2 separate regions of the Mus musculus genome follow, and region 2 is linked to region 1. Evidence: chromatin loops called from intact Hi-C (ENCODE). Cell type or tissue: left cerebral cortex. All regions are shown on one strand. Each heading gives the region's core, and the rest is flanking DNA. Links, peaks and the distances in the headings are about the cores only. Region 1 overlaps Ak9 (adenylate kinase 9). Region 2 holds the start of Fig4 (FIG4 phosphoinositide 5-phosphatase).

Region 1 (8,869 bases), core at 351-8,350:
AAACACAAGAGCTGGGCAGATATCTACCCTCTAAGCTATTAGTGTCTACTTCTCTATCGATGACCCCAAGTTATAACTTGACATGTTCCATCTGGGCTGCTTTTAACTCCAATTGGCTGGCCCTTGTGGCCATGTTTTCATGAATCACCTCCCCCATGGTGTCTTCTCTCTCTACTTTCTTCTCCTTTCTCATGGTCCTGCCTCAGACCCCAGCCCTGGGAACTGAAACCCTGCCCACCTCTCTTCTACCCAGTTATAGGCTGTAGGCATCTTTAAAACAACAACAACAACAAAACCATGTATTTATTTATTATATGTAAGTACACTGTAACTGTCTTCAGACATACCAGAAGAGGGCATTAGATCTCATTATGGATGGTTGTGAGCCACCATGTGGTTGATAGGATCTTCAGATGAGCAGTTGGTGCTCTTAACCTCTGAGCCATCTCTCCAGCCCAGGCTGTAGGTATCTTTATTGCCCAAGGATAACTTGGGGGCGTGGCGGGGGGTAGGGGGTACACAGCATCACTTGGTATACTTGAGGATCCCCTTATCCCTGAAGCAGCCAGGGCCAGTATTACAATGCATGGCAACAGACCAGACCTCAACACACAGTAATGCCTGTGTCAGGCCAGCACTCACCCTATGTCTTTTTTACCTGATATTCAGCATCACAAACAGGCTAGTGAGGTGTTTGTTGTTTCTCTCCTGCCATCCTGTGGGATCTGCTGAGGTCTGCACACAGGAAACCTACCCCTAAGCCACACCACCCTTTTTAATTCCTCACCCTCTTATGAAACATAAAACACTTTGGGCTTGCAAGGAGCACGGTTGTCCCAGGTCAGCTGTCTGAACACCTTCTGGGTGCCAGGCGGCCCTGTCTATCAAGTAGAGAGAGCCATATTTCCTTGTATTATTTTTGCCATCCAGCATCCTTGTTTTCCATTGTTTTCCTCCAATGACGAATCAGTTGACTTAAGTCTATCAGAGTCCAGAGCTTGAGCCAAAGATGGAAAGCCCTTGAGGAAAACCAAGGATGGTTGAATCCATGGGAGTGATCAACGATCTCCCAGCATGCAATCCAGATGCTAACGCAGAACTTAAAGGAACAAGCCAAGGCAGAATCAACGTTTATTTACATCTCCCTGTTTTGTGGGACTGTCCTTCCTACCTGGTGTCCCCAATGTGTTTGGCAGTTTGGGTCACATAGGTTTCTAGACTGTGTATCATTTTTCCTCCTGAATACTAAGGTTGGCCCCTTCTTGTGTGTTAGCATCTAGTATTGCTAGGCTGAGAATCGTTCTTTGGTGGATACTCTCTCTCTCTCTCGTTTTTTTTTTTTTTTTGTTGTTGGTTGTTTTTTGGGTTTTTTGGGGGGGGGTTTAATAATCTGGAAACAAATAATTTCTTCTCTTTGTTCTTGGTGTTCTTAAATTTGCCCTTACCCTGAGCCTTTCTACTTTGTTGTATTTGATACACTGTACACACTTACCATGAAGGTCCCCAGAATCTTGGAGCTTCATAGTGTTTTCTACGTGTTGTGTTGTTGTTGTTGTTGTTATTGTTATTCTTTGAGACAAGGTCTCCTGTCTCCCAAGATGGCCTTTGAATTTCTATACAGCCAAAGATGGCCACTACATCCCAAGTGTTGGGCTCACCGGCGGGCACCATCACAGTGAGTTATTGCTGTACTAGTAATTGAACCCAGGCAGGGTGTTGTGCACATTAGGCAAGCACTCTGTCAGCCAAGCTACGTCGCAGGCCTCCTCTGTCACAGAAACAAATAGATTATGGAGCTATTCTTCTCCTCCTCGGCCGTCAGTGCCTTCTGTTTCTCTGAGGCCCAGACTAACCAAGTACAGCACTACCTTCCCCTTCTCACTGTCCTTTACTGGACATTACTGTCATTTCCCTACACTCACTACTGTCACCATTGTCCCTGACCACCTCACAGACAGCAGATGATCATATGACACTGTGAAAACTGGCTTCTAGCTTCTTCAGCTTCTGTGTGGACATCACACTGTGGAATCACAATGTGGGCATCAGTGTCGCGTTGGTGGCAACATCTTCGCAGTTCCACTCCGAACAGACTTTTTTTTTTTTTTTTTTTTTTTGGTAGAGAGATCCTTTTTACTCATGCTAAGAATCTTTCTGTTCCTTATTAACATAAACATATTTTTTTAAGTAAAGCTACTTTTCATTAACTGCCTTTTGGCTTACATGGCAGGATAATGTGAAGGCCATTCTCATTCCTAAAGGCTATTTTTGGCACAGTGAATTATGTTCACTGGTATCCTGATGCTTAAACATAACTGAATTTGTGAAGTAAAAATTCCTGTCTATAGGAGGCTCTAGAGAAGGGTCAAGCAGTTAAAACCACAGACTGCTCTTGCAGAGGACCTGAGTTTGATTATTAGCATCTTAGATGACTCACAACCACCTATAATTCCAGCTGCAACGTTTCCAAACCGTCTTCTGAACTCCTCAAACACCCACACTTACACACACTTACACTTACACACACACACACTCCTAAAAATAAACTCTGGAAAAAGACGAATTCAGATAGTTCGTTCAGTTGAGAGCTCTTGTTGCTCTTTCAGAGAAGCTGGGTTCAATTCTCAGCACCCACCTGGTGACTCCCAAGCAAGCGTCTGTTAGCTCCTAGTCCATGGTATCTGTTGCCCTCTTCTGACCTCCTCAGGCACCAGGCACTCACACGCTGCACACATATACATGCAGGTAAAACACTCAAACACATAAAATAAAGTTTAAAAATTACTTTCTTTAAAAAGTCTTCTCTTCCTCTTCTTTTTTTGTTTTTGTTTTGTTTTCTGCTTTTGTGGTGGGGAGGGGAAATTATTTTGTTTCTGATTGCTTAGTTTTGTTTTCTTTGAGATGAGGTCTCCGTATGCAGCTCTGGTCTCAGAATGCCTGAATACTGTGAACCAGGTATGAACCAGGCTAATTACTCAAAGCTTCTTTTCCTTCCCCGCCCCCACCCTCTGTGCCAGGCTCCTCCGCTAAGGATTTGTCTTCTGGGTCCTCACGGCTCTGGCAAAACTGTGTGTGCAAGAAAGCTGGCAGAAAACTTTGGCATTTTTCACATTCAGTTTGATGAATTTCTCCAAGAAAAAATGCTGCTCAAGGCTGAAAGGAAATTTGGACCTGAATTTGAGGATGATTCCGAGGAGGAGCAATTGGTGAAGCAAGAACTTGAAGAGCTTGCAGCTCAGGCAAATGTGAAGATTGAAGAGGACACTACAAAGAAGCAGGTAATAAAGGGCTAAGGTTGGCCTGTGCGCCCCCACGTGCCCAAGGACAGACAACTGCCTGGAATGCTGGGGGCTGTCGTTCACAGAAGACAACAAGCCAAGTGTCTTCACTTGAGTAAACAAGGGTAGCTGCCCCAACTGCACAGGATATGCTTGGCCAGGGTGCCAGGCTCGGTAATAGGGCAGGAAGTACGAGAGAATGTATGCTTGCCCCCATTGAACGAAGGCAGGAAGTACAATAGCCTTGTGGAATTTGCCTCTGTGAATGCCTAATTCAGGAATCCTAGATATGGACCTAGCTGGGTCCATCTTCCTGGCCAATATTAAGTGATGCTTGCTTTGAATTATACAATTGTGTGAAGGGATTCTGGCCTAGACCTTCTCCCCACTCCCTCTGCCTTGCTAAAAATCATTCGATAATGTTCCTAAAAGTAGCCCTCAGGGTCTATTCCCTTATATGGCCACTTCCTCCTCCAGAGGCTGACTACCAACATCCAGCTATCAAAGCATTGAAATCCAGCAATCAAAAGCCCCCTTTGGTTCACCTAATTAGCATACCCAATCAAAATATAACACTGCATCCTAGCCCATGGTTGTGGTCTTTCCCCTCACAATTTTCAGGTTTAACAGTAACCCTGGTGATGCCCAGAGGGCTGCTATATTGGCTGCTGAAACTGGTTTATAGTCCCCACCCCCATCTCCCCACCCCCACCCCTGACTACAGCAGCCTGGGTAGGCTAGACTCAGTCGCTGTCCAGGGATGCCCACTAGAGAAATGAGTCACAGGAGAAACCGAAGGGGAAGATTCAGTGGGTGTGCACAGATCCAATCCAGAGTCCAGTGATCCCAAGTTCATCTCTGCTGACACACATGGTTTAAGCAGTCCTGGTCAGAGTGTGGTAACATTGTCTCAGCTTTGTTTCTGCAAGAGGCTCCAAAGAATCCTTGCTGCTTGAGGGGACACTGCTAGAGATGGCCACACTTCCCGGGAGAGCAGGGTGAATAAGCCCCCTGCTGGTTGAAATCTGTACCCTAAATCCAAGATGACTGTAGATTTAGGACAATGACATTTAGGGACCTCTGTGGAGTCTAGAAAAGAACATTGTAAAAGGTTGAAAATAAGATGCCTCCCTTATTTTTGTGTGATCTCTCCATGAAGGGGAATGGACGTGGGTAGGTTGGATAGTACATGTCTAAGTAGACCCTCTGAGTGAGGAGCACAGCCCATGTCAGGTGACTGGTGCAAAGTGACAGCAGGGACGAAAAGCTCTGTCCTCCCCATTAACCTGTGAGCTCAAGTGAGGAGCTGACCTGCTCTCTGAAATCAGCATGTATGTGCCTTTTATACAATCCAAGTAATATTCAAACTACAGAGCTCTGAGGCAGAAAAGTCGGCATAAAATTCCCCCTCTCCGTCCGATGTGAACTATAAGCCATCTTTTCCCCTAGCATATGAAATACTGAGTCTTACATGATTTTGACAAAAGTCAGGAAAATGTCTCCTCACTGAATGCAGTGTAGCGTTTACTGGGGACATTTTGTCTGGTGAGTCTGACTTATAATGTAAGGTTTCCCACTATTGTTAATTTTTTTCTGTCAAATACTATTTTTTTAAAAGTGCTCTGTTGCCATTGGAGATTTTAAAATATTAATATTTTATATTAATTTAATAATTTACTAATATTAATTTAATAATATCTAGTGAGGTCTAATAGAAATATGTATATATATTAAATGCTTTCAATCCAGGGTTGTGAAAAGAAACTTCTGGATTCTAATTCTTTTTTTTAAACCCTTCCTTCCTTTCTTTCTTTCTTTCTTGCTTTCTTTCTTTCTTTCTTTTTAAAGATTTATTTATTATTATATGTCAGTACACTGTAGCTGTCTTCAGACACACCTGAAGAGGTCATCCAATCTCATTACAGATGGTTGTGAGCCACCATGTAGTTGCTGGGATAAGAACTCAGGACCTTTGGAAGAGCAGTCAGTGCTCTTAACCACTGAGCCACCTCTCAACCTCCTTTAAACCATTTCTTATACAATGAAGCAATTTTCCTCTTAAATGAGCCCCTCAAATGGACCCACACACAGTTACACATAACAAAGAGACTGTGCAACTTTGAGAGTGACATGTAGTATCTCAGTAGGTCACAAGGCAGGTCCTCAGACATGATTTAAATGTTTGCCTGTGTATTGTGTAGTCAGAGAGAAAATGGTAGTCAATAAATGTAATGTACACTGACCCAGGTTTTCATATTCTCTGTGGATGATCAGTTCATGCTGAGTCTTGTTATTATTGTTGGTTTTTTTTCTTTTTCTTGAATTGTCTGACATCTCTGGAGGAACATTAAGGAGTTTTACTCTACATAATAAGATATCAAGCCTGCTTCCTAGAAAGCAAAAGTTTATCAGAACCGTACTCATTTTCAGAATTTTTGATGGTAAAAGTATTCAACAAGAATAGTTCCATTACAGAACCTGGAAAATGGCTCAGTGGCTAGGAGAACTTTTTGCTTCTAACAGTGTAGATGATCCAAGTATCTACATGGTGGCTCACAGCCATCTATAACTGCAGTCCCAGGGAATCCAATGCCCTTTTCTGGACTCTGTGGACACCAGGCACAAGTTCCTCACTACCTACAACAGTGTTCTAGATTCCCAAATGAAAGACACACATACACACACACACACACACACACACAGAGAGAGAGAGAGAGAGAGAGAGAGAGAGAGAGAGAGAGAGAGAGAGAGGAGAGAGAGCCTATATTTAATATGCCCTAAGCTGCTCAATGGCTGGGCCACTCCCTAACATCCATGCAGCTAACACACTCTCCCCTTTGATATACCTGAATTCTTACTAAAACCTATATTCCACCCTGGCCATCCCAGACCCAGCTGGGGCTGCTTTTTCCCGGCTCTAATATGTTTGTACTCTTCCCCTTGCCCCTGAATCCTAAAGTCCTGTCTCTGTCTCCTTGCCCAACCATTGGCCTCTGGAAACTTTATATACCAATTGAAACCAACTGGGAGCAGGAACCCCTCAGCATCTCACATGCAGGATTCTTGTGCAATTTTGAGAACCCAATGAACATAATACAAGTGTTAAACCAAATCCACAACAGGTGTGTGGTATGAATCAAGCAGGTTTGGGGCAAAATATGACACATTGTGACCCTGGAGCCATATGTGAAAGTCAGTCATGTTCTCATAGTGACTTCTCTTAGCTACATTAGGTGCTACTTGGTATCTAATCATATTATACACTGGCACTCAGAAGTCATGTTTTAAAATGGTTACAAGTAGCAGTATCAAAAGTAATGGCAGAGAAAAACAAAAGTCTCATTCTAATCAGTTGTAAATAGCACTGCTTGTCAAGACTGAGCTTAAGAGTCTCTTACTGTCTAACTTCTGCCTTTAGCTTCCAGATGTACAACTCACAGAGGAAGAAGAAGCAATCAAGTTGAGTCTAACTGACAATGAGCCCCTGCCTTCAGAAATTCTAGACTCCATTCTTTCTGAGTGGTGGCTTAAAGAACCAATACGGTGCGTTCATACACAAGGGCTCATGTTTCTTACTGATTCTATTTCCTTTGCTCTTAATGGTAAAACTCAGTCTGATTTATAAGTGAGAATTTACTCTTACTCATCCATATAAACTATACATTAAAACATCTGTGCTTCTGAAAAATACTGGTGCCAGAGACCTATCCCAAATCTATGAGACCAGGACCCAGACACCAGCACTTTTTATGGTCCCCGGTGATTCTAGTGCACAGCCATAGTCGAGAACAGTTTTCTAAGTTCACATACCCACATGCTACACTGGGCTCTTCCCTCCTATGTCCTTGTAATGATTGCAGTCATGACCACTAGTTACCTTAGCCCATTAGCAAATACCTACAACAGTCCTGTCCCACATGGGACAAGTCTTCAGATCACTGGAGTTTAAATCACTCCCCATTTTCCTACCAGAAGAGTAACTATAATTAATTCAGGTCAACTTACTTAGCATATGTGAAAATTAATCATGTTATCACAGTCACTTCTCTCATCTGTATTAGATACTTTTAGCATTTAATCATATTAAAAATTTGGTACATAGAACAAGGTGCCCACAGTCATCTGTAACCCCAGTTCCAGGTTGTCTGGCATCATAGCACATATACAAACATTCAGATAAAACACACACAAAGAAAATAAAAGTAAGTAAATAAATCATTTTTAAAATGTGTAATATGAATTAAAAACAATATAGATATCTGTATAGAGATATATAACGTACATTCAATTTGCTGTAAAAAGTTTCACTGTAAAATCTAAGTATTGAGTATTACACAGCCAACACATTTTTCTAGGATAAAGCTTTACAATGTCATGTTATAGTATATGATACTAAATTTTAAAAGATGCAGATATATATCATAATATGATAGAGAGCTGGACACGTGAAGAACTAACTGGAAAGACATGCACTGATATCTAGCAGCTACGTTATAAATACTTTACTGAAATGTATCAGCCTTCCAATTATTCCCATGGCCCTAAAAGTTGTGTCATCTGAGGAAGAATAGACACATGAGTCATTGTCATTGGCTATAAGGAGACGCTGGAGGAAGGTGCATGGCAAAAGCACGGAGGGAGCGTCATGAGGGCTCTTCAAAGGCAACACTTTCCTTAGGCTAGGTTCTTCTCCTGAGCCGAGAACTTGGACTTTTAATAAGCTTCCAACTATTAGTTATCAGCAAGATAACTGCAATTTTATATTACAAGCACAAATATTATTTTAATCCAGTTTTATACACTTTGAAGAAAACAAATATCATGTCTGCCCCTGCTTCTTGAACTCTGGGTTGATAGAAACAGAATCATATAAAAATTCCAGTGTAGGAATCACAGAAAGTTTGGCAACAGTAAAGGATATTTTTAATACACACACACACAGGCATACACACACACACACTCAAACACACACAGGCATACACACACAGGCATACACACACACACTCAAACACACACAGGCATACACATACACACACACACACTCTCACACACACACACACACAGCTAGTATGTGCCATGAACTGCAGTGGTTTTGGCACATGCAATGCTTTCAGCTCTCATAGAAACACAATGGCTTAACGGAAAGCAAAGACTTGATAGTCTCCTGTTGCTCTTGAGCACAACAGCATCAGAGTTGCATTGTTAGAGGATTTAATTTTAAGGTTTGCTGTTTGAGTTGATGAGTTGGTTTTCATGAAAAGTCATCCGAGGAATTTTGACTTAGGATTGGGACAGAATTTTCAATAATTCTTGAAATGGTCCTAAGAATGCTGTTGCCCTTTTGCGTTCCATTTTTATCCACAGTGCTGACCTCAGCACTATCACCACATGTCTGAGGAACATGGAAGATGCTGTATATCCTAAGCATCAAATACTTAGCCAAGATTTTATTCTTTGTTTGCTTGGTTTTCCTGCTGGTTTCTTGTTTGTTGAGATGAGATCTCATTGTGCAGTGCTAACTGACCTAGAACTCGCTTAGCGTAGATCAGGGTAGCCTCAAACGCACAGAGATCCTCCTTGTTTTTACATGA
Region 2 (8,869 bases), core at 1-8,000, 90 kb before region 1:
GCCTGGATGCTGCCATGTCCCTGCCTTGATGATAATGGACTGAACCTCTGAACCTGTAAGCACCCCAAATTAAATGTCATCCTTATAAGAGATGCCTTGGTCATGGTGTCTGTTCACAGCAGTAAAACCCTAACTAAGACAAGAGGTAAACATTTTCTTATTGTACAACAACCCTAAATATCTCATAAGACATATTACCCTCACCGATGTTCTTCCCCCTCTGCTACTTCAAAATGAACCAAGAACAAGAAAGAAGACCCTCGGGGGCTTGCCCAGAGCAAGTGACTCCATGATGATCTGACAGCATAAGTCCAGGAGGTGAAGGTGTGGCTAATGTCTCAGCAAAATGGAAAATTCTGGGACCTTCAGGACAGCCCTTAAGGCTGCAGAAAAGAGCTCTAAATACATGAGTGATATATATATTCAACTATGCAAAATATAAGGATACAATATGAAGTATGAGGGGTTTCATGAATCTAAAGACCAAAGGCAGGTACACTATGAGCCAGCTTGTCAGAGAGATACAAAGGCAGGCAGAGCAAGTTCAAGGTCAGACAGAGCAAGGTTAGGCCCACGAGTGGTAGAAATTGTAATTTCAGGGCAAGGTCCCACCCAACTAGATCTTTTGTGCTTAACAAAGGCAGACAGATCTCTGAATTCTTTTGCTACATTAGGGGAAAAAAATGTATGCTTGCTGTCTCTTAAGAATTAGAGTAAATGACTGGATTGCTATGTAAAATAAGACTGGACTTTGTGTTCTACAGGAGATGAGCTATCCAGAGAATTTAGGATAAAAAGAACTGCTTGGAGAACAGATAAATATATAGACACACATACAGAGAGAGACAGAGTGAAAGACGGATGGAGACACACACACACAAGCAAGAAGAGCATGGACAGAGAGGTCTCTTAGAATATAGACAAAGAGATCTCCAGGGAGAAAGCGGAACACAGCAGCCTGGAAAACTGGATCAAGCAGAACACAACTTGGATCCACAATCTGACTTTCTCTTGTCCTTCTTTTCACTGCTTCCAGACACCCCTTCTCTCAGAACCCGTCTCCAGGCTGAGGCTGGTCCTTGGCATCTAAGCCTCCAGGTGACTGCACCACAGGTGACATTTCAACTGTAACTTCTGAGACCTTCAGGCAGATCCGATCAGACTCTCAGTCTACTGAAATTACTATCTAGATCCACTAACCTGGGGGGTAACTTGTTGCAATAGGTAAGTCACGTAAGACCTGCATTAGTTGTCCTGGCAAGTTTTATATCAACTTGACACAAGCTAGAGTCATATGAATGGAAGGAACCTCAGTTGAGAAAATGCCTCCATAAAATCCAGACGTAGGACACTTTCTAACTAGTGATAGATGGGGGAGGGCTCAGCCTGCTGTGGATGGTGTTATCCTTGAGCTGATGGCTCCTGGAGTCTATAAGACAGCAGGCTTAGCAAGCCTTGAAGAGCAAGCCAGTAAGCATCACCCATCCATGACCTCTGCATCAGTCCTGCCTCCATGTTCCTGCCCTGTTTGGGTTCCTGTCCTGACTTCCTTCAGTAATGGGCAATGATGTGGGTGTATAAGCTGAATAAATTCTTTCCCAAGTTTCTTTTTTTTTTTTTTTTTTTTTGGTTTTTCGAGACAGGGTTTCTCTGTATAGCCCTGGCTGTCCTGGAGCTCACTTTGTAGACCAGGCTGGCCTTGAACTCAGAAATCCGCCTGCCTCTGCCTCCGGAGTGCTGGGATTAAAGGCGTGCGCCACCACGCCCGGCTCCAAGTTTCTTTAGTCATATTTGTTTCATCACAGCAATAGTAGCCCTAACTATATTATAAATGAATTTAATATAAAACATGATAACATAAAGGCTAAAACTGTGAATCTTTTCAGTGAGACAAAGCAAAATATCATCATGGCCTGGGAACAAGCAAAGAACATGAAAAGCAGTAAGCACACACACACACACACACACTGAAAATAAGGGTCAGAAAATCTTGCCCATGTTTATAAATCTAGCACTGGGGAGGTCAAGACAGGAAGATTATGATTTTGATACTATCCTATACTCTCTCCCTCTCTCTCTCTCTCACACACACACACACATATAGTTAAGTTAAATTTCATCAAAATAAAACACTGGTGTGGAAACTTGGTTTAGTGGGTAAAGATTCCCAGGGCCCACTGAAAGCCCCACACAATAACACATCTCTGACCCCAGGGTTGGGGGTGCGGCGTATAGACAGGTAGAGCCTGGGCGAGGGACACTCATTGGCCAGCCAGTCTAGCAATATGGGAAGCTCCAGATTTAATGAGAGACATCTAGGGTCAACCCCTGGCCTCCAAACTCCTCCACGTGGGCACACATACCCACACACATGTACATGCACTACACACACACACAAATAAATTAAATTAAATAAAATTTCTAACAGGGTTTGTCGTCCTCAGCAACCGAGTTTTCATGGGTGCCACTGAAGACTTGTGGGAAAAGAAATTCTGTTTTATAAAGAATAGCATCTCAGCCAGGGCCTCAGAATGCTCAGCTTACCGGTGGGCTAAAATTCCCATGTGACAGTTTATTTACTCTCCTATTGAAGACTAGCCACAGTTCACTGAATATACCAAACGAGATACTCACACCCTAATATCATAGTGAAGGCCAGATTCAGATAAACCACACTATAGCAACTTTGTTTCCCAAGCACAGAAATGAGAAAAAAATAAGTTCTATTAGCACCGCTCTGCAAGCCAGAGAACTATTAACAGATGCGTCCGGGTCACAGAACCTCGAATCCCAGCAAAACAGTGCATGTGATTAAGACCAATCACGGTGATAGTATACCATGAAATCGCAAAATAGAAGCTACCTGGGCCAAGTTCACATTTTTTTTCATACCCCCTGACTTTACTGTAAGGAGTGGACTCAAGAACTTCAAGATTATGGGAAAGCAGAAAAGAGGAACTCTTTCAGAAGCTGTGTGCAGTTCCTGTGTGCCACAGCACCTGTCTGCACGCACTTCTTCCAGCCAGCCACATGTTCCTAAGCAAGACAGACCTGCAAACCATCCAGTGCTTGACTGCATGGCCCTGGCGGCCGAGCCTGCAGCGGCGCTGGGAGGAGAGGAGGGAGTACGGGGTGCTGCCTCTTCCCGACGACCCCACAGGGTGCCCCGATCCCCGCAGCGCAGTCCTCCCGCCCCGTCCCGTCGTTGTGGGTACTCACAGCTCTGGTCTCATACAGCACCAGCTTCTGGACCGAGCTGATGATGGGGGCAGCGGCCGTGGGCATGGCTCCAGCCAATGGCGGCCCCGCCACAGGGCACCAGGCCGCGGCCCAGGTCGTGACAGCGGCGGGGTTCCCCCTGGAGACAGAGCGAGGAGACCCCGCAGACCTCCAGCACACCAGACACAGCTGACAAAAACAGTGTCAGAACACCAAACGTTCAGCAGCGGGCTCGCCGGCTGCTTCCGGATTCCCTCAGCCCCGCCTCCCAACCAGCCCAGCCCAAACCGGAGGGGCGGGGCTACAGGATCACGGGGTTGCTGAGGGCGGACGCTAAGGGTGCCATCTTTCTTAAGGGCAGGCAAAAAAAAAAAAAAGAAAGAAAGAAAAAGAACCTGACTTATGTTGACCTTTAAAGAAAAGAAATCAGATGATTGGGTTCTCCTTTTGGAGCGGTTTCTCCGTGTTGTAATTGGTCTGTTTCTTCCTATATACTCTTTATTTTCCCGAAACCTGTCTCCTGGATGCCTGTGATTTTCCCCTGTTTTGTCGCCTATTTTATCTCCACGAAAGTCAATAAAGTTAATATTGTGGCTGTATGGCCCACAAATCTTTCTTAATTACATAAATGTGGCGCCTTTGGTATTTGCACATTTTATGTGTGAGGCTAACGGTCTGAATTCTAAAAGGGACCGTGCTGTGTAGGGCGAGCGCGCTGCTGTTAAGAGTCAGTTCTAGTTAAGATAAGGTTTTCGCGTTTGCTGTCTGGGCATAAGTAGGTAATATATGCACTCGCTCTGTTGGTCACCTCTACACTTTGGGAAAGGTGTTTTATAATTATGACTACATTTAAACACAGGCTTAAGAATTCACTTTGAATTACAGCTCCACCTCCCGAGGCCCCGCCCTCCAAGAGGCTCTGCACGCCGCCCACAGGTTTCCAAGGCAACCGCCTAACAGCTACCTAGAGCCTCAGTAGAGCCTCAGAAGATAGCTGCTGTCGCGTCCCCGGTCCACAGGTAAGCAGAGGCAGGGAATTGTCCACATTCTGGGTGCATTTTGCCATCAGTTGCAGGAAAGTACACTTCCGGCGGGGACCCCACACCAGTTGCTTTTCTTGCAAAGTTAAACCACGATCTCTTCATAAATCGACTTTTCAAAACCAGTTCTCCTTTTAGCTAAGGTATTTATCTCACAAATGCGGACTAAAGACTTGCCTGCCCCAAAGGGTAACAGTGGCCGCTAAAGTAGCACAGGCAGGAAGTGCTAGGTTTCACAGGGACCCCTCGCTATATTCCAGAATTCACCGCTAGAGGGCTCTCATACTGAAAAGAAAAAGGTAATTATTAAAATACAAACAAATAGCTGAAGAGGATATTAAAGTTTGCTGTAGATTCAAGGCAGGACGTTACAAGGTTTTTAGAGTATGATTATCTATTATCTATTATTGGTTTTGTTTCAGTTTGATATATCTTTTTTATTGAGAAACTAGAAAGAAAGAGGGCAGGAGTCTCAGTTATGGCATTTTATGCTGGTGGGGGGGTGGGGGGGTACGTGCGTGTGCGTGTAAGCCAGAGGCTAAGCCAGCAAGCCCCAGAGATCCACTTATCTCCATCTTGAACTGCATCTTTTAACTTTTCCATTTCACAATGGAAACCAGCTCTTCCCAATGCAAGCTAAACATCTGCAGAGCATTTTGGTTTAGGAAAGTCACTTTTTAAAAATAAATAGTTCTGATTTTCAAATATTGTTTTCCATTATTATTTTATACTACAATGGAGCACTTCCCTTTGAGAATTTTCTTAGTTTACATCACCCAGGAGCCAAACTGATAACAAACAAATGTGCCAAGTTGTTTCTATAAGGGTGATCCCAGGAACAGAAGCTGGGCAGGGAGGGGCTCTTGGAAAAGGGGGTATTGTCACACAAGCTTCTCTGTCAGCTAAACTCACTGGGAAATGGGGAGTACATACCTTGGAACCATTCCCTTTCGGGGGAGCAGGCGGGGAGGGACGTTGTGTTTACTCGCCAACTCCCGTGTATTACTGGTTGAAGCCTGCTAGGCAGAGCTCGGTGTCTTGGAACTTCCAATTTGCCTGAGCTCAAACAGAGGGGACGTGGCAGCTGGAGGAAGTTCATGGACAGAGCCCACATGCTGGTATCCAAAAGTCCAGCAGTGACCTAGAAAAGTTGCCTGACATGCATGAGGAGAGATCTGCTGTACTCCACCCTGTAACCACTCACACCCACTGTCCCCACACCAAGGTCACACCAGCCCAGCCCATCACCAGTCCCTGAAGACAGTAACTCGAGAAGTTAATGAGGTCAGCTGCAAAACCCCAGGTCTCTAACCGCTCACTCATCTCCATCTCTAACATTTCTAGGTCTTCCTTACTCTTGGTCAAAACTAATGTGAGTCTAAGCTGCTTGCCCTGCTTCCATCCCTGTGTCATGGCATGAATATACATCCCAGAGAATCCTGAGTTTAAGATTACCTTTGCAATCCCAACTCTATCATACCAAACCTGCCTCCCCTGCCAGTACAACTCCTCATGGACTTGTGGGGCCCGAAAGGGACCAGTTGATAACAATCGTTTTAGTTTTGAAAAACCTTGACTGAGATCCTTGATACAACCATCTCTCCTAGCAAACAAATCCAGTCTGCTATCACCAGAGTCTAAAACTGTGAGAAATTTCCCAAATCAATCACAATTGCCCAGGTCAACCACAAGGTGGTGGGGATAAGATCCACTTCTCCTGTTTCTTGGCTCAAAGCATTTTTCTAGTTTTGAAGTACACTGGCTGTCTCTATCCCGTACAATACTAAAAAGTGCTGTACCAGGACCTTTGAGAGGTCTGTCCAACACACCAGTGACTTCTAAGTGAGCTGGGATGTGTGTGGTAGAAAAAGTAAATCTCACATTTACACACGCATCTTACAATCTTTACTGTAAAGAAAATCCTTTGATTTAATGCAATATTATATGAGCTTCGTGATGATAAATGAGACAGCCCAACCATTTGTTAGCTGTGCTGGCCTACAGACTACAGATAGGGAAGGCACACTCACCTTCCCCCACCCCCATGTCACTGGTCCCTCACAGTGGGAAGAATCCTGTATAGCCAGTCTGTCAATGATAAGAGTTCTTGCTCCTCAAGAGATTGTATCATACCAAAGTCTTAGCCTCATCTCTGTGGAGATGTAGAACATCGGTTGTAGCGACTACTGTGAAGGAACCTTACTAAATCATGGCATAGTCTTAGCCACTTCATCCCTGCCACCATAGTTTTTCCATTTAGGAACCATTAGGAACTAGGAGGAGCCAAGAAAGACTGGCAGGCATCTACTGGATAATCATCTTGCTCACCTGTTTGTTCAGTACATCTTCACAGGTGTATGCTTTGTGAGTGGAATTCGTTTTCTATGCTGCAGAACAGATTGCTACAAATTGAACATCTTAAAATGTTTATTATCTCACAGTTTCCATTGCCAGGGTCCCTGGCATAGATCAGAGGGGTCCTCTGCAATCAGGTGTTAACTGAAATTGACTTTCCACTGGAGAGACAACTAATGTGGGAAGCCACATGTGCCGTTGCAGGGTGGTGCTGGCTTCTGCTGGCCACCACGCATACATAGGCAGAAAAGGTTTTTTTTGCCAAGATGAGGTTTTGAGGATTAACCAAAATTAACCAATCAGATGAGAGAGAAGTTAACCAATCAGATGTAGGCATGCAAATGAGGTGGTAAGCATAACCCAAGCACAACCAATCCGGGTGTGAGACACGCCTCTCCTAGGCCTATATAAGCAGCACCAGTTCTGGGCTTGGGGTCTCTTCGCCTCTGCAATCAAGCTCTCCCAATAAACGTGTGCGTTCTTGCTGACAAGTCAGGGCGCACACAAGAAACTAAGAATCCATTCCATGATTGAGAAAATCCATCTCTGGCAAGAGGACCGGGGTTCCTGTTTCCTTTAGCTGTTGGCTACTCCCCATCTGGAGGCCAAACACTGTTCCAACTGTGTGGTCCTCCAACAGTATGTCAGCTTACTTCTTAGCCTCTCTTCAACTGCTAAGATGAAGTCAAATATAATATAAAACAATCATGAAAAGCAAGTTACAGATCCCACTTGCATTCAGTGGAAGCCGTTACACAAGAGTGTGGTGGGGAAGATCTCCCTTTAAATGCATCTGGCAAGCGGTTTACAAGTCCAATCATGGGCTTTTTCTCTTCTGAACGTCTCCTATGGGCCCCCGATAAAGCCATTCAGAGTCTCCCACCAGTTTGAGGACTTATAAACTCTGTTTAAGGCTCTGCTCATAGGAACATTTACCTCAATTGCTATTTTTCAAAGCTATTTGCCAGAGCAACTAAACTCTAGCCGTGTGGCATTTACAGCTTGCATCGATATATCTCTAGTCTCCTGTGATGTTCCTCTCTCTCTGACAGCTGTTCCCAGAGAGTGCTACCTCAGTTTTGACCTAAAAAAGAAACATAAGAGACATAACAGGGCTGAGAGTGGGGCGATCAGAATACATATTTATGAACCTTATTTTCGCCCTTCCAGACCTGCCTTAACTCTATCACAGTTCTCTGTTTTATCTCTCATTGGGCTGCTGCAGCTTTCACTCAGCGTTAGGACTCTCCACCCAACGGTCCTTGCTAGAAAGACAGATGTCAGTTCCCACAGCTCTCCTCTTGATGGTTACAAGCCTCTCTTGGAAAAGAACTAAGGCATCACCCGTGTAAATACTTGTGGAGTCCTCAGTCCATTCTTGAGGACTCCTAGCCTCCTCTTCAGTGAATTAGTGTGGCAGACCACTGCGGAGCTTGCATGAGGTAGAGCCAGCGCTGATGGTGTGGGCACAGAAGAGCCAGCCCCAAGAGGCAGGAGAGCAGGGGAGCTGGCAGGCTGACCAACTCAGCTACCACCCAGGCCCAGATCCAGGGCTTTGAGTCGCCTCACCCCAACATCTACCCCATCTATGCACTGCTGGAGCATGTAAGGGGCTGGTCCTGAAGACCCAAAGCTACAGGACCTCAATGACATAGGGCAACAACAGGATATCTGAGAGGATCTAATACTGATAGTGAAGCAGAAGCTAAAGGCCTCGAACCCAACCATTGATTCACTGCAATGAACCTTTGCATGTTCGTTTCTTGTGGCATTACTGAAGGAGTAGCCCTTGCCATTCCAGAGAGCCCAGCATGCTAATGAATTCTCTGACCTCATAGTCATTTTAATCTAACTTATCAGTTCTGTGAACCTTTAAGGCCTTTCTCTAACCATTTGCCAAAGCAGGTCCAGCATTTCCATCTCAGTTACTGTGGGTTTCTGTTTCTTACAAGCTTTTAGGGACTTTACCGGCAATGAATTCAGTCTGCAGGTGGTGTTCTGCCGTGAAAGAACTGAAGTATTTGCAAACTCGTATCTGGTTTAAATTCCCCTGGGTGAATATCTCTCTCAACAGTCTTTGCCCTCTGCACAATCTGCACATCATTTCAAGAGCAATAACTGAGAAATGCTGGTCCAGGGAGAGAGCCCAGGACTTGGATCCTATCATCGGATGTGATGCCTACAAAAAGAGCTTTAACACCTTTAAAATCCAGTCTGCCAAAGTTTGCCTTTTCAAACTGATCTGTTAGAATTGA

Evidence for each region. A loop is a pair of places that touch in the nucleus more often than their neighbours do. Peaks named below come from ENCODE experiments on the same cell type or tissue, not always from the same donor. Only the 100,000 strongest peaks of a DNase experiment are listed, where the experiment ranks them.
Region 2: a loop joins it to region 1, with 2.2 times the contacts of the local background. A loop is called at or near these places in 10 of 42 quality-filtered maps.

What each region holds. Positions count from the first base shown.
Region 1 is chr10:41,389,465-41,398,333 of GRCm38, forward strand. Ak9 (adenylate kinase 9) reads left to right here. Exons shown (of 40, transcript NM_001370813.1): 25 at 3,018-3,278; 26 at 6,697-6,821. Among named protein-coding and RNA genes, the nearest start is that of Gm25626, 6.0 kb to the left of the region's middle. In left cerebral cortex, for the core only: a CTCF peak has its summit at 4,306; a DNase peak (open chromatin) is centred at 2,010.
Region 2 is chr10:41,299,768-41,308,636 of GRCm38, forward strand. It overlaps Fig4 (FIG4 phosphoinositide 5-phosphatase), which reads right to left and starts at 3,474. Exons shown (of 23, transcript NM_133999.1): 1 at 3,220-3,474. The coding sequence starts at 3,285. Ak9 (adenylate kinase 9) reads left to right here and starts at 4,167. Exons shown (of 40, transcript NM_001370813.1): 1 at 4,167-4,238. In left cerebral cortex, for the core only: CTCF peaks have their summits at 3,083 and 4,512 (motif pointing right); DNase peaks (open chromatin) are centred at 3,499, 4,130 and 4,464; H3K4me3 peaks cover 2,161 bases; H3K27ac peaks cover 1,538 bases.